2 separate regions of the Homo sapiens genome follow, and region 1 is linked to region 2. The links are chromatin loops, found by intact Hi-C in ENCODE. Cell type or tissue: PC-3. All regions are shown on one strand. Each heading gives the region's core, and the rest is flanking DNA. Links, peaks and the distances in the headings are about the cores only. Region 1 overlaps VPS13D (vacuolar protein sorting 13 homolog D). Region 2 overlaps VPS13D (vacuolar protein sorting 13 homolog D).

The links. Peaks named below come from ENCODE experiments on the same cell type or tissue, not always from the same donor. Only the 100,000 strongest peaks of a DNase experiment are listed, where the experiment ranks them.
Region 1: it touches region 2 in a loop (4-fold over the local background); 6 of 110 quality-filtered maps call a loop at or near these places.

Annotation. Positions count from the first base shown.
Region 1 is chr1:12,428,242-12,438,690 of GRCh38, reverse strand. The region is part of intron 65 of VPS13D (vacuolar protein sorting 13 homolog D); the gene reads right to left. Among named protein-coding and RNA genes, the nearest start is that of SNORA59A, 74 kb to the left of the region's middle. RefSeq lists a cis regulatory region at 5,127-5,137 and an enhancer at 5,060-5,204. In PC-3, for the core only: no CTCF peak of the experiment used is centred there; a DNase peak (open chromatin) is centred at 4,290; H3K27ac peaks cover 2,010 bases.
Region 2 is chr1:12,373,006-12,383,028 of GRCh38, reverse strand. VPS13D (vacuolar protein sorting 13 homolog D) reads right to left here. Exons shown (of 70, transcript NM_015378.4): 55 at 9,171-9,279; 56 at 4,438-4,601; 57 at 3,433-3,541; 58 at 1-53. Among named protein-coding and RNA genes, the nearest start is that of SNORA59A, 130 kb to the left of the region's middle. In PC-3, for the core only: no CTCF peak of the experiment used is centred there; a DNase peak (open chromatin) is centred at 1,628; H3K4me3 peaks cover 600 bases; H3K27ac peaks cover 3,166 bases.

The DNA of each region.
Region 1 (10,449 bases), core at 2,147-6,146, 54 kb before region 2:
CCTCTCATTATCTAATTCTTCTTTTGCCAGGGAGGAGGAGGTGAGATCTTAGGTTTCATGTGGTCGGCAAGGGCTGGGTGCTGATCTGTGTTTCCCCACTGAACAGGGAAGGATCAATGAAAAAGACAAGTAAACCACATGGTAAAAACTCAAGAAAATTTTAAAGAAACAGCATTCTGTGTTATGTGCTGTCTCAGTGTGTTCATGCTGCTACAACAAAATACCGTTAACTGAGTGGCTTACAAACAGCAGAAATTTGTTTCTCACAGTTCTGGAGGATGGGAAGTCCAAGATCAAGGTGACAGCAGATTCGGTGTCTGATTCAATGTCTGATGAGGGCCTGCTTCCTAGATGGCCATCTTTTCACTGTAACCTCACACGGTAGAAGGGTGGGCTAGCTCTCTGGGGTCTCTTTGATAAGGGCACCAATTCCTTGATCTAATCACCCCCAATGACCTCTTGACACCAACACCTTTGGGGTTAGAATTTCAACATATGAATTCTGGGGGGACACATTCAGTCCATAGTATAAGAAAATTTCTCTAAGTCCTATAACAGAGACTCAGTTTACTGAGTTCAGGACATAAGTGATGAGCTACAGATGCTCAAGTTTTAGGGGATGGGGGTGGGAAGACAGCTACGGAACACACATCAAGGTGTGCTAAGAAAGCCAGGGCTAGGAGAGTATATCCAGACTGATATTTTCCCAGGTTTTGCTCAGGGAACCCTTTCATTGCCACATTTGCCAACCAGCTCAACCTAAGTTCAATTTTAGGAGTCAAAGGGCCCAGCCTGTCTCCCATCCCAACAGCTGGAAAGATGCCATCCAGCACTGTAATTTTTGAGCGCAGGGAAAACATCAGGGCTCAAAGGTTCCAAGAAGTCCACAGGAAATCTACCTAGCCTTAGTCTAAACAATTGCAGAAAAACAGTCATTCCTGTCTCAAGATAAACATCCACTTTTAGTCTATACATGGAAAACTAAAACTACGAATCAAAAATTGGATACTGTTAGTTGCCTTGAATGGAAAAAGAAAGGATGGATTTCCAGAGAAAAATCTACTCATTGGAATGGATGGGGGAGGGGAGGGTTGGGTTAGAAAACCATGAACCACATTCCCATATGTAATGTGCTCTTCCCTCTCAAATTTAGCTCAAATCTAGTTTAGCTTTGTGTAAAGAAAATGGTGGAACAGTTGAATGGCCAGTCAAATGGGGTCAGATAGTTTCCCAAAATGTGGTTTGGGGATCAATGGCAAACACTTCATCTGTTGAGCTCCAAATTGCACAGGAAAGCACAAAGAATGCCCCCCTCCCTCCTTTCGTCCTGCCTTTCTAATCAGTTGTTTTAGGGTCTAAAGGCCTTTTCCTTTCACAAGGACCCTTAGTTTGTTTCCTCTGGGCTTTAGGGAGGGTGAATTTCTACTCTAGATGGAGATATTAGGTTAATGAGAAATGCTGGAGGCAGTTCATGACTTTGCACTAGACTGAGTCACTCTGGTCAGAAAGAACAGTTTGGTAACTCTGCAATCTACCTACTGCAAACAAGCCATGACTTGGTTTGGTTTTAGCTCTAATTATATAAAAAGTGAGTCAGGGTTTTTGGGTACCCCCCTCCCGCCGCCACACACACACACACGGTGTGACAGGCTGTTGTTTTTGTTTGTTTGGGCCCGCTCAGTGAAAGGTATAACTGTTTTACCCACATAAAAATACTTGCAAAGGCCAGGAGCGGTGGCTCACGCGTGTAATCCCAGCACTTTGGGAGGCTGAGGTGGGTGGATCACCTGAGGTCGGGAGTTCGAGACCAGCCTGACCAACATGGAGAAACCCTGTCTCTACTAAAAATACAAAATTAGCCAGGCGTGGCGGTGCATGCCTGTAATCCCAGCTACTCGGGAGGCAGAGGCAGGAGAATTGCTTGAATCTGGGAGGCGGAGGTTGCGGTGAGCCGAGATCACGCCATTGCACTCCAGCCTGGGCAACAAGAGCAAACCTCCGTCTCAAAAACAAAAACAAACAAAAAAAAACTTGCAAAAAATAATAGTTAACATTGTATATATGCAGATTATGGTCAAATCATGACAAATAACAATACTAGGCTCAAAAAGTGAAACATTCAGTTAAGTCTCTTCCCCTTTAAATTCACGTGGTGGGTGGGGGCGAAACAAGGGAAAACAAAGGGATGTACAATGAGCCAGTCTTTCCCCACTAGGCCAGCTCCTCATTCCAGAGGCCCACCTGCTAAGCTCCACTGACCCCTCCCTAGTCCTGCTGCTGCACACCCCAGGCTCCCTCCTGCTGGGACTGCTCCCTGTGTGCCTCTTCTTGTCCCCACCTGTCTCTTGTCCACATGGCAAGCATCTCCTTGGACTTCAGGATTGGGCACCGGCGTGCCTTCCCCTGTACAGACCTTCCTTGTCCTGGGTAGAAGAGTCCACCCCTTCCTGAGATCCCCCTACAGGAACCCCCACAGACACCAAACTCAAACCTGGAACACTTTCCCACATGTGTGTGACTGCAAGTCCTCCTCCCCTGCTGGATGGTGACCCCAAGGGGAGAGGGCTTTGTTTTGTTTATGTCTGTGTCCCCTGTGCCTAGCACAGAGCCTGGCATTTCTAGTTGTCCATACATAGTTGTGAACTTGCTCTAGAGACACAATAAATAGACCTGTTAACATGAGGTTATGCTTTTTGCACATAAATCTATAGTCAGCTCGATGTGTAGAGTTAGAGCAAAGTCAAAACTCCTTCACTAAGTGTCTCAGACAGGGTTAGAACAATTTCCTGGTTTCGGCCACACACTTTGGCCTGGATGGTACAGCATCTACAAAAGAGCTAATTATACAACACAGGGTAGCACAGGAAATGACTTTAAACTGTGACTCAAATTCTCTGTATCCCCTTGATAATACAGCCTTACATGGTTAATCCCTGCAAATATATCGCAGAGAGGTTCGAGAATGAAGCCTACTAGATAGAGTGCTGCTTTTGCACTGGTATTAAGAGGACGGGCTCTGAATCAGAGAATCTCGGTTCTTAGCCTGGCTCTCCTTGTAACCTTGGGCAAATTAGTTAATTTCTCTGAACGTCAGTATCCTCATTTACAAACTAGCATTCCACAGGGTCGTTATGAGGATTAAACAAATCAATTTGTATGAAGACTCAGAACAGTACCTGGCACATAGTGAAGCAGTCAATAAATATGAGTATCTTTTTGTTGTTGTTGTTCAGACAGGGTCCTGCTCTGTCACCCAGGCTGGAATGTGATGGTGCAAACACAGCTCACTGCAGCCTCAACTTCCTAGGCTCGGATGATCCTCCCACCTCAGCCTCCCATGTAGGTGTGACTACAGGCGGGTGCCACCACGCCCAGCTAATTTTTGTATTTTTTAGACTTTTTTTTTTTTTGGTCATGTTGCCCAGGCTGGTCTCGAACTCCTGAGTTCAAGCAATCTGCTCACCTCAGTCTCCCAAAATATTAGTACCATTTTTAAAGCTATCCATTCAGTTACTAAATTCAAAACTTATTTCAACTGGGCAATCAGTATCAGTGTCTATCCCATGTTTTCTGTATAGCAATGCTGAGAAATAAAGATAAATGTAATTAACATTTTAAACACTTACGGTAAGGATACACTAACATATTCCGCAGGGCTAAGTTAACTACTCCATTGTAACTATTTATTTCATAAACTGCATGGCAAGCCTGACAAGCCTACTGGTCAACTTTGACAAAAGATTATGTGAGACAAATGCCAAGGAAATACAAAATTAACATTGTTGTTACTCCTTATCAGACCACAGACAAAAACAAACCCACCAACAGTCCAGAATGAAGGAAACAGGTTGTTGGCTTTTGATTGGAATTTCCTAGGATTGTTACCATGTAGTACAAGATTAATCTAAATGTTTCTTTGTGCACAGACAAGCTTATGTGGAATGTATCAGAATAATATAATAAAGGCTTAGGTTTATGTGTGAACAAAACTGCTTTCAAAAATGTATCATTATCAGGCTGATTAAGAAAATACCACAGATTTAAACATACCTGAGGCCTATAAATAAGTTAGTTTGCTGCTTACTGGGGGTGGGGGGAATACACAGGCTAAATAAACAAACGAAAGTACAGGAAAATCAAACACTTTCAAATGAGCTTTCTTCCTTAAGTAGGTGTAACTAAAACCCAGTTGTATGCTAGGACTACTGAGTATTTTCAAGATAGTGCATGCTGTGGCATTTTAAACCACAGAGCCAAGCTGCTACCACCGCCACCTCAACCACCAAACTTTAAGAGCACACGCTGTGCACTGACTCATTTCATCCTCCCAGCAGCACCCTTCACAGCTGGCAAGTGGATTTTCCAAGCAAAAGGGAGAAACCTAGAACACACCACAAATAGGTACCTATTTTTGCCTTGATGTGTCAAAGTCAGAGAAAAGGGCAAAATTCAAGCAGCTGACCAACGGCATTTCAACAACAGGATGTTCCCAGGGAGACTGCGGCAAAAGATGTCTTTCACAGTATATGTAATTCCACAAAAATAGCAGTTAAAACCAATACGGCATCAGGCACAATGAATGACAATTTCAGGTTAGAAATAACCAAATGCTCAGCCTCTAATTTGTTTTCTTCTGTTTTGAGGGATAAAACAGAGGAATAAAGAATGTGCTGGAAATTTGGGGAATGCACTTCAAACTTCTTTCCTCCTCCTCCTCCTCCACACACACACACACACACACTCTCTCTCTCTCTCTCTCACTCTCTCTCTCTCCCCACCCCCTACCTCCTCCTCTTTGTAAAAGGCCTTTAATTAGCTCACATCCTATCCTGGCCAGGGCTGCCTAATACATTCTGACACCAGCCTGTTGGCCAGGCAGTGGGGTCTAAGTGCAGGCCTGATTAGCGGGATCCCAGTGGATCCCCTGCCGCTCTTATCTCCACAGATGCCTGATGAGTTTGGTATCTTCCTCCCAGCCCTCCCGGGAAGCTGCCCCAGCAGGTGCCCATTGGCAATAGTTTTGTGTTACAGGCCTGAATGAATGATCCCCGCAGGAGCTGCCGACTGTTTTCACAGACACAGAAGGCAGTCAAAAGTCCACTGCGTGAACTTGGAATGACCCCAGCTGCAGAGTCACTGGCGGGTTCATCGGGAGGGCAGGCACGCTTTATTAAACAACTAATACTCTTCACAGATAACTTTCCGAAAAAGCAAAAGTGTTAACTCTTTGCAATCTTGCTCTGACAAAACACTTCAGCTGTGGCGGGGCTCCCTGTGTGACTGAGGGTCTGAACCCAAGTGAGGGCTCTGAGATGGAGGAATGGCGCCAGCAGGGACCATGATTTCATCTGGCCTGAAGAAGGGTTGGGACTCAGTCACCATTTGGTCTACTGTTTTGTTGTTGTTTTTTTGTTTTTTTGTTTTTTTTTTTTCCCCAAGCGTTCCAGATTAAAGCGAAAAGGCAAAAAGCAAAGGTTTCGAGCACCTACTCCAGGGAGGACAGTGTGGCTGGGAGTCAGCCTGACAGTTACAGCCCCCAGCCAGGCCGGCTCTCAGCACCTCCAGAACAAGAGGGTGGCCCCTGGCTCATTCTGCCACATGCCTGTGCACCCTCGCAGATATGCGTGGGCCCCCATGGGGCTTCCATTCTAAGTTACCAGGAGAGAAAAGGTACTAAGGTACTAAGCTGTGAAGGCCATTGCAAACTCTCATCACCTGTGGGACTGGTGGGGCAGTCATTTTGTTGGCAGCAGCCAGATGCTGTGCAGTGGGTTCCCTTTAGAAGGAGGACTCAGACGCCAGGCACAGTGGCTCATGCCTGTAATCCCAGCACTTTGGGAGGCTGAGGCAGGAGGATCACTTCAGCCCAGGAGTTAGAGACCAGCCTGAGCAACATAGAGAAACCCCATCTCTACGAGAAAAAAAAATTTAGCCAGGTGTGGTGGTGTGCTCCCGTAGTCCCAGCTACTCAGGAGGCCGGGTTGGGAGGATTGCCTGAACCCAAGAAGCAGAGGTTGCAGTGAGACAAGATGGTGCCATTGCACTTCAGCCAGTGAGACTGTCTTAAAAAAAAAAAAAAAAGGGAAAGGATTCAGAAAAGGAAAGGGGTTCAGATCAAAGTGTTCTCATAACGAAGACAAAGCCATCACAAGTTCTTCCAGGGTTGCTGGACAGCAGGCAACTGGACACATCCACATTTTCAGTGTCCACTGAGAGGTACAGCAAACAGCCACTTCTGTCCTAGGGCAAGAACCAGTACTAAAGATGTTTTCGCTCTTTTCTTTTTTTTTTTTTTTGAGACGGAGTTTTGCTCTTGTTGCCCAGGCCGGAGTGCAATGGCACAATCTAGGCTCACAGCAACCTCCGCCTCCCCAGGTTCAAGCGACTCTCCTGCCTCAGCCTTCCAAGTAGCTGGAATTACAGGCATGCACCACCATGCCCATCTAATTTTGTATTTTTAGTAGAGATGGGGTTTCTCCAAGTTAGTCAGGCTAATCTCGAACTCCCGACCTCAGGTTATCCGCCCGCCTCAGCCTCCCAAAGTGCTGGGATTACAGGTGTAAGCCACCGCACCTGGCTTGCTCTTTTCTTTCACACAGCCTTTAGAAAGAACCCGATGACAATTCTAACAACATACAGAGAAAAACATATGAACATTTAGAAAAATTTTAAAATTCATTTTAACCCACAAAGTTAGATTAATTTTGGCATCACCCAAAGACTATGTGTCTATTAAAGTTTCATCTCTACTACATCTCACCACTGCCCACTAAATCTAATTATAAAGGGATTCCCTATTTCTTTCTTTTCATGGGGGCAGGTCTTGTTCTGCTTTCAGGAGAGATGCAAAAGTTTTGCATGGGTTTACTCACTGGGTAAGATTCTGCTGAAGGACTAGTAATAGAAGGTGCTTTAAGGAGCTGTACTACCTGCAGCCCCTTCCGGTAAGTTGACCTTGACACAGAACAGACTGGTTCAGTGCAACAAACCCTTGAGGGCTTCCTAGATCACAGGCTAAGTGCTTAGGGTTAAAGATACCAAGACGAGTATGACTTAGTCCCTTGTACTCATGGAACTCAGTATAGTATGGGAGACAGACACACAAATGGATAAAAAATAAAGAACGCTGAGAAGATATACAGTAGGCAAGGCTTACACCCTACTACTTTTCTCCCCCTCACTCCTACCAAGCAGGTGCCCACAAGCTGCCGGCCCAGTCTCAACAATCATACTAGATCTGTAGCCAGAAAGCCTGGGTTTGAGGGCTAGCCCTGTGACTAATTAGCTTTGAGAACCTTACAGGGTCTCAGTTTCTCTACCTATAATTTGAGAGGGCTAAAGGCTGGCCTTAAGGTTCTTTCCCAAATCTGCTATCCAAAGAGTTTCTACTGAATATCAGCGATTGTGTTAAGAGTCTGCATCTGGGAAAAGCTATTGTAGCTTTGCCATATTCAGCTGGAATAACTAAGAAAAGTTTTAGTGTTGACACATCTCTTAGGAAGAATACAAGATGGGGTTAAATAGGCAAAAGTTAGAGAGTTTAAATTATCATATGAAATATTATTAAAACTAGGCTTCTCACCAAATTCAATTTTTTAACATAAGTTAGACACAGTTCACTGTTATGTTTTTACCTTTTACAGAGAAACAAGTGGCAAATTCTTCCTGTGTTTAGTCCTAACAACTTTTATCTCTCCATATAATTTATTTGTTGAGGCACCTCAGTTTGTCACGTTAATTGATTTCTAAGCAACTCTTCTGTAGCAATCCTACAACTTTCACTTGCTAATTCTACTGGACACAAAATCCAAACAGGCTGGTAAAATCTATCTGGCTTTGCCCCCTTTTGCTTTGTTTCTTAGTGATCGTAGGACTGGAGATTTGCATGACCCGCTGAGACTATAGAACCAAGCATTCACACAATCTGGCGTGGGTGCTAGGAAAGCAAGGCCCTCTTGGAAGCAAGATGTTTCACAGCTGTCTTCAAGGCATCAGAAGCTCCTCTGGCTCTCCTCTGAGAAGGCTTAGTGTGGTAGGAAAAGAGTGGGCTCAGTGTTTGTGAAGCCTGGGCACCATCCCCTGGTTCCAACACTGACTGCACGGTCTTGGCAAAACCATTTAACCTGTGTAACTTAATTTCCCATCACTGGAAGGGAAATGATAATCATACCTAACCTGCTGGCCCCACTGGGATGTTGCAAGGTTAAATTATCTCACAGACGTGAAAGTGCTTTAATTCCTGAAGGAGGAAAGAGTGCTTTCTAGAGCAGCAGTATGGTCTTTGAAAAGAGCTTGGGGCTGTAAAGAGCCTGGTCCTCTTCCACAAACTCCCTGTTTGACCCTCCAGAAGTTAATTACCTTCACTGTGACTCAATTTCTTTATCCGTCAAATGGGGATAAACTTGACTCTTTAATGCATAAGTTTGTGAAGATCAAATAGTAACAGGAGGACGCTACAAAGGTTGAATTGCTATAAAACTACAAGGAGCCATGAGTGCCTCCTCTTTTATAACTAACTTTGGCATGATCCTTGCTCATTTCCAAGTTACCAATAAAGAGAAAATTACCTCAATGGCCACAATATCCTGCTTTGAACATTACAATGGCAACAAAACTGAGACAAGGGGCTGTTTGGGAAGCATGTTCTGCTTAATTTTCACTTCAGTGAAAACAATTAAGGTTTCCAAACCAATGTTTTATTATATAAATTCAACAGCTTGCAGGAAATGTTTACTTCAAACATTTTCCTGGAATAAAGCAAATATTTCCCATAAATATTATTTTAATTCATTAGATTAAAAGGGACTAGGTTTTCTTCTCCTTCCTCTAAACCAGCTTCCTGCTACCTTAAGCGAAGCCTGGGTCCAATCAATAGTGCCCACCTGGCTTCATGAGAGCCAGGTCAGTATCTGCTAAGCGCTTGCTGTGCCCCAGTGCTGTGCTAGACCTGAGGCATGGGGAAGGGAGGAGAAGAAATAGGATCCTAAAAGTCAATGTCCTTTTCCTGTCTGTATTGCTATAGTACGATTTTGGCTATTCACCAGCTTACAGATATGTTTGGGGGGAAACTTGTAAATAAACTTTTAAAAAGTTTGTATGGGCTAAGTGCAGTGGCTCACGCCTGTAATGCCAGCACTTTGGGAGGCCGAGGTGGGTGGATCAGCTGAGGTCAAGAGTTTGAGACAAGCTGGCCAACATGGCGAAACCCCATCTCTACTAAAACTGTAAAAATTAGCCTGGCATGGTGGTGGGTGCCTGTAATCCCAGCTACTTGGGAGGCTGAGGCAGGAGAATCACTTGAACCTAGGCGGCAGAGGTTGCAGTGGGCTGAAATCACACCACTGCACTCCAGCCTGGGTGACAAGAGTGAAACTCCATCTCAAAAAGAGAAAAAAAAAAAGGTTTGTTTGTTTCCATAAAAAAAGAAAATAGCTAGACAATAACACATTCATTGAATGTACAGCATGTGAAAAATGCTATGCCAGATAAAAGACAGCCCACATGGATACAACCTGGATCACTTTAATTTTCCTTACAATAACTATTTATGGCTAGAGGGGAGACTGGCAAAAAAAAAAAAAAAGTTGTCAGATAAAATCCTGGCCCCCCTCCACAGGGTCTACTCTGGGATGCAAATAAATACAGACCGTTGCATTCCATCTTTTGTCTCCAGCCAATCTCATCCTTGAGGAACACAATCAAGTGTTCTTACCCCTGGCCCCACAGCACTTCTCTCATGGAACTGTGCAGTTTGCACAGACCCCACTGCAATACTTATTTCCTCTGGATTATCATTACTTACTCCTTCTCTGCCTTACCTGTTCCACATCCTCACAAAAAGAAGAAAACATTTTCTAAGTCTTCCTTTCTAACATTCTTTCACAGCGCCCAGCACCTAATTGGTGATGTGAGAAATGTTGACGGATATCAGAGATGTGTGCACAAATGGTTACACTTCAAGGTAAAATCTGGTGCCTGCTGTAATGGAAGCACACGGGGCCATGGGAACTCACAGTGGGGAGAGATCACATTCTTAACATGGCAAGTGGACTGGGCCTTACAGACTTGGAGCCTCTGGCCAGAAACAGAGAAGGGCACCCCAATCAGAGGCAAGACTGAGTACAAGCGCAAGGGGAGGACAGCACAAGCATGACTGGACAAATGGCGCACAGTCCACTCTCTGTCATGTTCTCTGCACACTTTAAACCTGACTTCTCCAATGTGGCTCCTAGTTTTTGAGCTTATCTTGATCATCCTTATGTGCCTAACTAGAAAATGTCCTTGTTCTTAGGAATGGCACTGGAGGGCTTCCCCACTGGTGTGTAATAGAAAAGGAAAAGCGAAGCTGTAATTCCCCCTTGCCTGCTGGAGGTGAGTGTGATATGCCTGTGCCTGTATCCAGGGACCAACTGCGCCTCCACATCACTACTTCAGGACACGCTGAGGCCT
Region 2 (10,023 bases), core at 1-4,000:
GGACCAAGAACAACTTCAGCTCCATCAAACAAACCAGAAAGTCCTCCTTTGGCCTAAAAGACATTGGAGTAGAGACATGTGAGAAAAGACAGAGGCACTGACTTTGACAAGTTAACACATCATTTCAAACAAGTTCCTAAATTTACATTCTCCTCTGGAGGGTCATGATCAATGTGCAACAAAGCCTTTACTATTTGTTCAGCTTTGCAGATGATGAAAAACAGGAGAATTACTTCAGTAAGATGAAAAGTTATGCTCATAAATTTTGGTAATTATGAATAAGAGATAATTTCATGCATAGATCAGTTTAATTCTGCCTTTTACTAGTACTAACTTCTTGTCATTAAAATAAACTTCTAAAAAAGTAGCCAAAACTAGCTGTTTCTTTGAGTATTCTTACTAGGGTTTGCTTAAAAATCTGAAATATTCTGAAAATAGAAAATAATTATTATAATCATTCAGCTTTCCAGTAAGAGGAAAATTCTTGAGTTGAAAACCTCCCCAAACAGGCCTATGGCTGGACAACCAATCCAAATACTCAAAAGATGGTGTTTCTTCTAGAATGGAATACAGAGTTGAGAATGTCACCTGATACCCAGTTATTCAGGCTGTTAAAAGAAAAACTTCAAGCCAGGCGAGGTGGCTCAGCCTGTAATCCCAGCACTTCGGGAGGCCAAGGCGGGCGAATCATCTGAGGTCAGGAGTTTGAGACCAGCCTGGTCAACATGGTGAAACCCTATCTCTACTAAAAATACAAAAATTAGCCAGGCATGGTTGCAGGCAACTGTAATCCCAGCTACTCAGGAGGCTGAGGCAGGAGAATCGCTTGAGCCCGGGAGGCGGAGGTTGCAGTGAACTGAGATTGTGCTATTGTACTCCAGCCCGGGCAACAAGAGCGACACTTTGTCAAAAGAAAAGAAAAGAGGAAAAGGAAAAAGAAAGAAAGAAAAAGAAAGAAAGAGAGAGAAGAAAGGGAAGAAAGAAAGAAAGAAAGAGAAAGAAAGGAAGGAAGGAAGGAAGAAAGGAAGGAAGGAGAGAGAGAGAGAGAAAGAAAGAAAGAAAGAAAGAAAGAAAGAAAGAAAGAAAGAAAGAAAGAAAGAAAGAAAAGAAAAGAAAGAAAAAGAAAAAAAGACAGACTGACTGACTTCAGCCGAATTAAATTTAAAGGGGTTTAATTGAGCAATGAACAATTCACAAATCAGGCAGCCTCCAGAATCACAGCAGATTCAGAGAGACTCCAGGGATGCCTCGTGGTCAGAACAAATTTATAGACAAAGAAAGGGAAGTGATGTACAGAAGTTGGAAGTAAACAGCTGGATTGGTTACAGGTTGGCGTCTGCCTTATTTGAACACAGTCTGAACACTCAGCCATCTGTGAGTGGTGGAAGTATGGCTGCTGTGACTGGCCAAGTCTCAGCTATTGTTACAGGCACATACTCCTAAGTAAGGATTTCAATCTTGCCTGCCGATTACTCTAGGTTACAGTTGGTCCACAGGGATTCAATTATAGAAGTACGGAGTCCTTCTCAGGCCATATTTAGTTTGCTTTAACAAGGCCTTTGGAGGAAAACACCTTGCTACATGCCCCAAGTAAATCGAGTCTACAGGATTATGGCTGTGGGAAAGCAAACACAAGGCTAGAGAAGACAATGGCAAAGAGTGTCTAAATCCCCTTTGTTAACTTTTAAATATTGACTCATGAAAAGCAAACTTTGAGCAGGGTTTATAGTACAGGTTTCAACACAAAGAAAGCTTTTTATAGCTATTATAAGTTTAGAAAGAAAGAGCATATACAACCTAATAAGAGCAGTGTCAGAAAATGTTTTAATGTCTTCAATGACTTTATTCAGCATAATAAGATTGAAACAAGCTTACTTCCCTAACCAAAACACATTCTGCTCTGCTGAATACTGTTATTATACTGTCACTAACAAGCAGGGAAATGATGAAATAGATTCACAAAACAACAAACACCAAAAAAAGATTTTAAGGAAGAAAATGCTCCAAGAGCATTGGAATTACATGGGCTTTAGAAACAAACTAGAAGTGAAGTCAGGGTCAGACATGAAACCCACCAATTATAACAAGCCCTCTTTGCCTCTAGAAGTTTGAATTGTATTGCTAATTGAAAATCACAAATCCATTCCAGATGTGTGCTACATATAAGTAAGCAGCTTGTCTTTGATGAAAAAAGCTCAGGGCGATAGAGATAAAGAAAATAAATCTCACCAAAAGCAGTCAGAGGCTCCTTACAGTTTTTGCAAACTGCCCTGGAGTACAATCTAAGTACACTCAGAGTTCTCTATCAAGAGTCTGATAGTCTCCTGTTTCCCTTTTGTGTAAAATCCCAGGCTGGACAGAACTGCACACACAATTGCAGGTGCTAGTCTACTGCATGTCCAAACCTCCTAGACACCTTCCTACTTCTCAGACCCCTGTTCTCATTCCCAGCCTGAAGCCAGAAAGGGCAGAAAATCCAAACCCTTGGTAATTTGCCAAACACATATTTGCTTAGAAAGTAGCTGGGAGTTTATCATGAGGTAGACTGGCTGAGGAGGAAACTGTCCAGCAATCTTCATTCTGACATTTGCTACAGCAATTCAATGCTTATTTAGGCCAAAATGAACAGAATCAAGAGCATGTAGATGCCTGGCGAATGCTCACCATGTCATAGAACCCTTTACAGAGGACTTGCAGCTATGCCATTAACTTCCCAGGTCTAAATCTAATTCATCTAACTTAGTGCTGGACTTTTAAAATTACATAGGTAATTTTTTTCTTTTTAAAATTACATAGGTAATTTTTTTCTTTTTAAAATTACATTGGTAATATATGACATCAAAGAAAAAGTCCAGGTAAGCCATGAAAAACATATCTTATCATCCAGGGCAATCACTCTTAACACATGTATTGCATACCATCTCCAAGAACTTTTCCCATGTAAACATACACAAATGCGGGGCTGGGCGCGGTGGCTCACGCCTGTAATCCCAGCACTTTGGGAGGCCAAGGCGGGTGGATAACGAGGTTAGGAGATCGAGACCATCCTGGCTAACATGGTGAAACTCCATCTCTACTAAAAAATACAAAAAATTAGCCGGGCGTGGTGGCGGGCACCTGTAGTCCCAGCTACTCGGGAGGCTGAGGAAGGAGAATGGCGTGAACCCGGGAGGCGGAGCTTGCAGTGAGCCGAGATTGTGCCACTGCACTCCAGCCTGAGCGACAGAGCAAGACTCCACCTCAAAAAAAAAAAAAAATACACAAATGCACAACAAAACTCTGACTTCCTTTTAACTAAAATGGAATAGAATAAGTATTGCTCTGTAACTAGTTTTCCCACTGAACAATTCATCATGTATAACTTAGTAGAGACTTTGTTTCAAAGAAGGCTCAACCACTGCTTGCTGCAATTGGGGATCAAAAACGACTGACCTGGACGACCAACCCATGTAACCCACAGGTCAGTTTTCCTTCTCGGAAACTCCACGTCTGAGTTGTGCTTCGCCTGCGGTCAGGCTTTCTCAGCATCAGTGGCTCGTATCTGGAAAACGGAATACACAATGAACCATGAAACCTCCGAGTCAACTGTTTCACGCCTGAAGGGAACATGAGGATGATGGCTTTGCTCTTCTTCCTTCTAATGCCCTCCACCCTTAAAACTGAATGGGTAGTTAGCTTGAATCCTAGGGCAGTTAGGTATCTCTTGATAAGAAAAGAGGAATAAAGCAAAATGGAAAAACATGAAGAGGGGACACAAAGTAAGACATTAAAGATTTCATAACACACAGTAATATGGCTTCTTGCATTCTCAAAACGGCAACTTACCATGCAGTATGGAAGGAATAGCTGCTAAATACATGTAAAATCTTTCCAACAGTCTTTTTTCTGTTGTATTTCTAAATTCTTTTCTGTTCTAACTTGTAAGTCAACTAAAGTTTTTCTGGAAATAAGGTATTAACTGAAAACACACTGATTTTTATGGAGAAACTAAGGCACAGGCAAATCAAGTAACTTATTCAAACTTAAAGAGCTAATTTGAATCCAAGGATTTATTCATAAAAATACATCTGATTATTCTCTTAATAATTAATTTCTGCTTTTGAAGGATTTGACAAAGTTATTAGGAAGATGTAAAAAAGAAACTACTTCCTCAGAATAAGGACGGACTGGAATTTGGGTGGAAGAAATAATCACTTTTCACATTATACCCATTTTATTGTTTGAAGTTTCTTAACATCTGCATGGGTATTTCATCAAAGCTTAAAATATTTAAAGGGAAAGCCCAATACTCATATTTGGGAATATGACAGGTTTTTGTCATTGAAAAAAATATACATTTTTACTTTATTTATAGAACTCTTAGTTTTTGTTGTAGATTTCCTCTGAGTCTGAATTTGAAAGCAATGAGCTTGAATCAAAAGTTGCCTAGAAAATTACCTGTTGTCAGTCACTGCAGCGAGACCAGCAATATCTAAGATGGCAGACCCCTCGGTGGAGCGGGCGGCTGAGGGCTTATTGGGATTGTGAGGAACTGAGGAGCCCTCATGGGCCAGCATTCCTGTTCCTGTCATCCTCCACAGCTGAGAACGCTTTCCTGGTTCCTGTTAAGTAGGTACAAGCAAAAAGAGAAAGAGCCATTATGGGCAGCCACAGCTAGCTCCTCACTTCAAGAGCTTCCTCTAGGGCTAAATAAGTTCTCATATAGGAAGTTTATTTAGACGTTTTCCACATTATATAAATGCTTAATTCAAACTTTCATGGTTATCTATCTTTTGTTGTTCTTAGGGTAAAATATGCTAACCTCTTGAACCAAACAACCAAACATTACAAATAATGTGCATTTTAACAAACGTATTATTTTCATAACCGAGTTTTTTTCCTTTTTTAGAAATTAGAAACAAATGGCGGGGCAGCCTCCTACACTAGCTATACTGCCATGATCACTGCCATTCCAGATGATGACCGTCCGGTGCCCTTACCTTAAAGAAGAGTGCAATTACATAAAGACTATACGATATGCTCAATATCTGACTTTGAATCAGAATTTACCAGAGGTCTTCCTCCCCGTCCCGAATGTTTATAAGGAAAGCGTACTATATTGATGGTGTCCAATTTTCATGAATTGATTGTATCACAAGTGTTAAGTTGGTTGTATTCAAGGTTATGCTAATTGATTGCTAGTAATTCTTTTTTTTTTTTTTTTTTTTTGGGATGGAGTTTCGCTCCTGTTCTCCAGGCTGGAGTGAAATAGTGCGATCTCGGCTCACTACAATCTCTCCTCCTGGGTTCAGGCGAATTCTCCTGCCTCAGCCTCCCGAGTAGCTGGGATTACAGGCATGCACCATCACGCCTGGCTGATTTTTGTATTTTTAGTAGAGACAGGGTTTCGCCATGTTGGCCAGGCTGGTCTCAAACTCCTGCCCTCAGGTGATCTGTCTGCCTCGGCCTCCCAAAGTGCTGGGATTAAAGGCATGAGCTACCGTGCCTGGCCAGATTGCTAGTTCTAAATATATTTTCTCTTTAGAAATATTTTGGAAACAGCAGTTGGGCTTCCAGGTCAATCATGAAAGTCTATATAATCCATTATATACTAGAAGTCATAATACTTACTGAGAACTTACTATGCGCTAGACATTGGTCCATAAGACTTACATAAAACAACTCATTTAGGCCGGGCGTGGTGGCTCATGCCTGTAATCCAAGCACTTTGGGAGGCCGAGGCAGGTGTATCACCTGAGGTCAGGAGTTCAAGACCAGCCTGGCCAACATGGTGAAACCCCGTCTCTACTAAAAATACAAAAATTAGCTGGGCGTGGTGGCGCATGCCTGTAATCCCAGCTACTCGGGAAACTGAGGCAGGAGAATCACTTGAAACCAGGAGGCAGAGGTTGCAGTGAGCCAAGATTGCGCCATTGCACTCTAGCCTGGGGAACAAGAGCGAAACTCCGTCTCAAAAAAAAAAAAAGAAAGAAAAAAAGAAAAAAACTCATTTACTGCTGCAAACAATCCAGTGACATATGTCCCTCCTCATAGATGAGGAAGTTAAGGCTCGGTGAGATGAAGTAACTTCCCCACAGTGAAATAACTAGTTAGATGGTAGGTCCAACATGTGAATCTCTGCAGCCTGATTCCAGAGTCAGCACGCTTAACTGCTCTGCTATGTTGCCTCTCTAGCACAATCTGTATCATTCCTTTTCAGTCACACCTACACTCCAGCTAGATCTGCCAGGATCACATACACTCCCACTAGGCAGGAACTCCTCCAGAGCATCAGACACATCAGGGTACCACAAACTCATTTACATGCTACCCCTGGCCGGACAGATAGCTTTTTATCACATTCTACAAGGTAAAAACTAACAAAGTAGCATGAACATTGGAGTCAAAATGCCAGGATCTGAGATCCAGCTACACAATTTACAAGCTGAATGACCTTGGACAAGTTACTTAATCTCTTAGAGCCTCCGTTTCCTGATCTGTCAACGAGAAAAATTGCCTCATGGTTTTTGTGATAAGTGTAATAAATGTAACACGCTTATTAGTACATGCCTGGCACAGGGTAGAGCCTCAATAAATGTTTGTTGTGTTATTATCATTACATCTCTTTACAGACCACTTTATGTACATTATCTTAGCTAATCCTTCCAGCAAACCTGGGAGGTCAGTTGAAAAATGAAACTGAGAGAAATGGGAAATACCAGATACTATATATCTTTAAGTGGCAAAGCCAGAACTCAAACCTAAAAACACATCATGCTGTCTCTGCTGTGTGCTACTGCCTCCTCTGTCTGCAAAAAGAGATGAAGCTAAGCTGTGCTTCCCATCTCCAATTCCCACATGCTTGCTTCTCTGTTCACAGAAACAGAAAGCATCTCTGCACAGCACCAGAAACAACAGGAAAAGCATCTCGGTTATCCTGTAGATGCTGCAGACTGGGAATCAACACAGACATACCCAGGTGAGATCAAGTTTCCATACTGGGATTCCTCTACTGCCTGCCCATTTGTCCAGGCTCATCATAATTTGGAAACTACCAAAATTTCCACTTGAAAATCTGAGATGCACCATTCTCCTTCCAGTTCCCTTCCTCCCTTCCCTAATAATTTAGTTCTAAAATCTTTAGATGGGACTGTGGAAGGCAGAACTCCATGGGGCTTGTGTGTGTGGTGGGGATGGGGGTTGGGGTGGCCCAGTGTGGAATTGTTAAAGCGCATGTGGAACAAGAAAGGCATCCACCTAAGCGATGGGGCAGCCCAGAGCAGGGGCTGAAGCCAAGTTGGGAGGTTGGGGAGGGGTTTAATGGGAGCATCACAGAGGGAGGTGAGGAGGGCATTCCTGCGAAGGACAGGGTGGGAAGAGGGCAGGGCTGCCCAGTACATGGAGATCAGAGCCCAAGGGAAGAAACCAGGGTGTTCATACAGGACATGGGACAACTGTGGTGACGGAGGATGAGTTACACTGTTACATTCAGGGGAACTGATCAAATCAATAAACATATTCTCAGTGCTGGACAAGGGAAGTACAAATAGGGAAAGGGAGAAAATTAGAATGAACTTTGTCATACTGGACTTGAATTGGAAATATTGGTGTGAACTGCTAGATTTTGATATGTAGACATAGAAATAAATATGTACAGTATATAAATATGTACATAAAACACACATATGTATATTTGTGCATACATAGATTAAAAAACCCTAGGTCTGTCTTCTGAGAGAGCCTGGGAACCACAACACCACAATAGCAACAACTGCACCTAATTCATGAATCTCAGGTTTCTAAATTCCATTCTCTGATAGAAGGGATGAGGGCTCCCTGGAGAAATGGCAAATTCCAGGAATGGTGCAGGGAAAAATATAAGATTGACCCAGGATAACTTGCTGTGTCAGAAAGTAAGGAAGTGAGTGAGGGCACATGCTGAAAGCACACGGAAGGTTAAAGGAGCTCCCACTGGCCAAAGATAAGAAAAACTGAGCATCAAAATAAATACTGGCCGGGCATGGTGGCTCAGGCCTGTAATCCCAGCACTTTCGGAGGCCAAGGCAGGCGGATTACCTGAGGTCAGGAGTTCCAGACCAGCCTGGCCAACATGGCGAAACCCCGTCTCTACTAAAAATACAAGAATTAGTTGGGTGTGGTGGTGGGCTCCTGTAGTCCCAGCTACTCGGGAGGCTGAGGCAGGAGAATCACTTGAACCCAGGAGGCAGAGGTTGTAGTGAGCTGAGATCATGCCATTGCACTCCAGCCTAGGCAACAGAGCAAGACTCCATCTCAAAAATAAATAAATACATACATACATACGCATACACATACTGACACAGTAACAGATAACACGCTGAATAAAACAGCAGCCCATACTGAATGACACATATACATATGCATACATATATAGAAAATATGACAAATAGGAGGTTTATGTAGTCTCAACGTACCACGCCACAAAATCTTGACTGATTATAAAAAGAAAAAGAGTAGCCTCACTTCTCAGTGGAAAAGGCTACCACACACCTTCTTAATCAACTGCAATAAGTTAATGTCACCAGTAAGGGGACAAATCAACATCACAGCCCCACTTTGGTAAAATTCTTGCCAATTTTCTGGAAATCTGAGATTGTTTCCAAATAAAAAGTAAAAAAAACAAAAACAAACCAAACAAAAACCTAAAATGTCAAACTTTCTACACTTGGTTTCCAACTAAAAAGGAGAGGTCCATTTCTTCATGCCAGTTCATACACTTTAACCTAATTTTCAATGTCAATGTAACTCTTTTATTACCTATTTACTAGCTGTCATCCTTATCAAGTGAAATAATAACTGAAAATGTTCTATAAGTTATAAAATGTTATATAAAATGTTACAATTATTGCTACTTAATCTTAGAAATTTGTTCTTGTCTGCTTAACAGTCACCCAGCCCTTAGTAATTCCACATATATTTATTATTCACGTTCTGCTGATCACACCTGGTGATCACATCCCACTCCAGAAGTCATCTTACTCCTGAGCTGGTACTCATCCGCCCTAACACTGACCTGGAAATGCCAAGAGGCCTGGGTTCCACACAAGTCCCTATGGCCTCATCATGAAATAAGGACTCTGCACTGGGTGATCCTGAGTCCCGTCCAGTGCTAAAAACCTTGTATTCTAAACTCTGATTGTAAGCTCTCTTACCTTCTTTTTTAAAATGACTCTTTGTGTCTTGGGTGAGACATCCAAAACGAGCTCCGCACAGGTAATGGCCTTGTTGGAAGCCACAGGCCTGCCTGTTCCCTCCTGCAAGCTAGAATTTAAAAAATATATATATTACATAAAAATATATATACAGGTATACACACACATACTCACACATGTATTCAAGTATTAATAAGCAAATGCCCAAAACTTTTATTAAAAAGAAAATTTTTTAAAGGATAGAAGAAAAAGTCTGATGCAAGAGCAGAAAGATCAGGGTTGCATTTTTTTCCCTACACAGTTCCAAGATTCATCTCTCAGAAGACATACTCTGACATTTTTCTTCTCTTCATAATTTTAGTGACTTAAAATTCAGATGCAAAAGTATAACCATATATCTTTAGAGGCCCCCCCACCAAAAAAAAAGGCAAAAAATTTGGCCAGGCACGGTGGCTCCTGCCTGTAATCCCAGCACTTTGGGAGGCCAAGGCAGGTGGATCTGCTGAAGCCAGGAGTTCGAAACCAGCCTGACCAACACGGCAAAATCCCGTCTCTATTAAAAACACAAAAATTAGCCGGGCATGGAGGCAGGCCCCTGTAATCCCAGTTACTCACGAGGCAGAGGTATGAGAATTGCTTGAACCTGAGAGGCAGAGGTTGCAGTGAGCTGAGACTGCACCACTACACTCTAGCCTGGGTGACAGAATGAGATTCTGCCCCAACCCCCAAAAAAAGCAAAAAAAAAAAAAAAAAAAAAAAAAAACCAAGCCAGACAATTCAAGGGACCAAAAATTAGCTTTACTCTGCCAGGCAGATGATCAGCATCACTGCATCCCCAAGTCTTGGCAAGAAA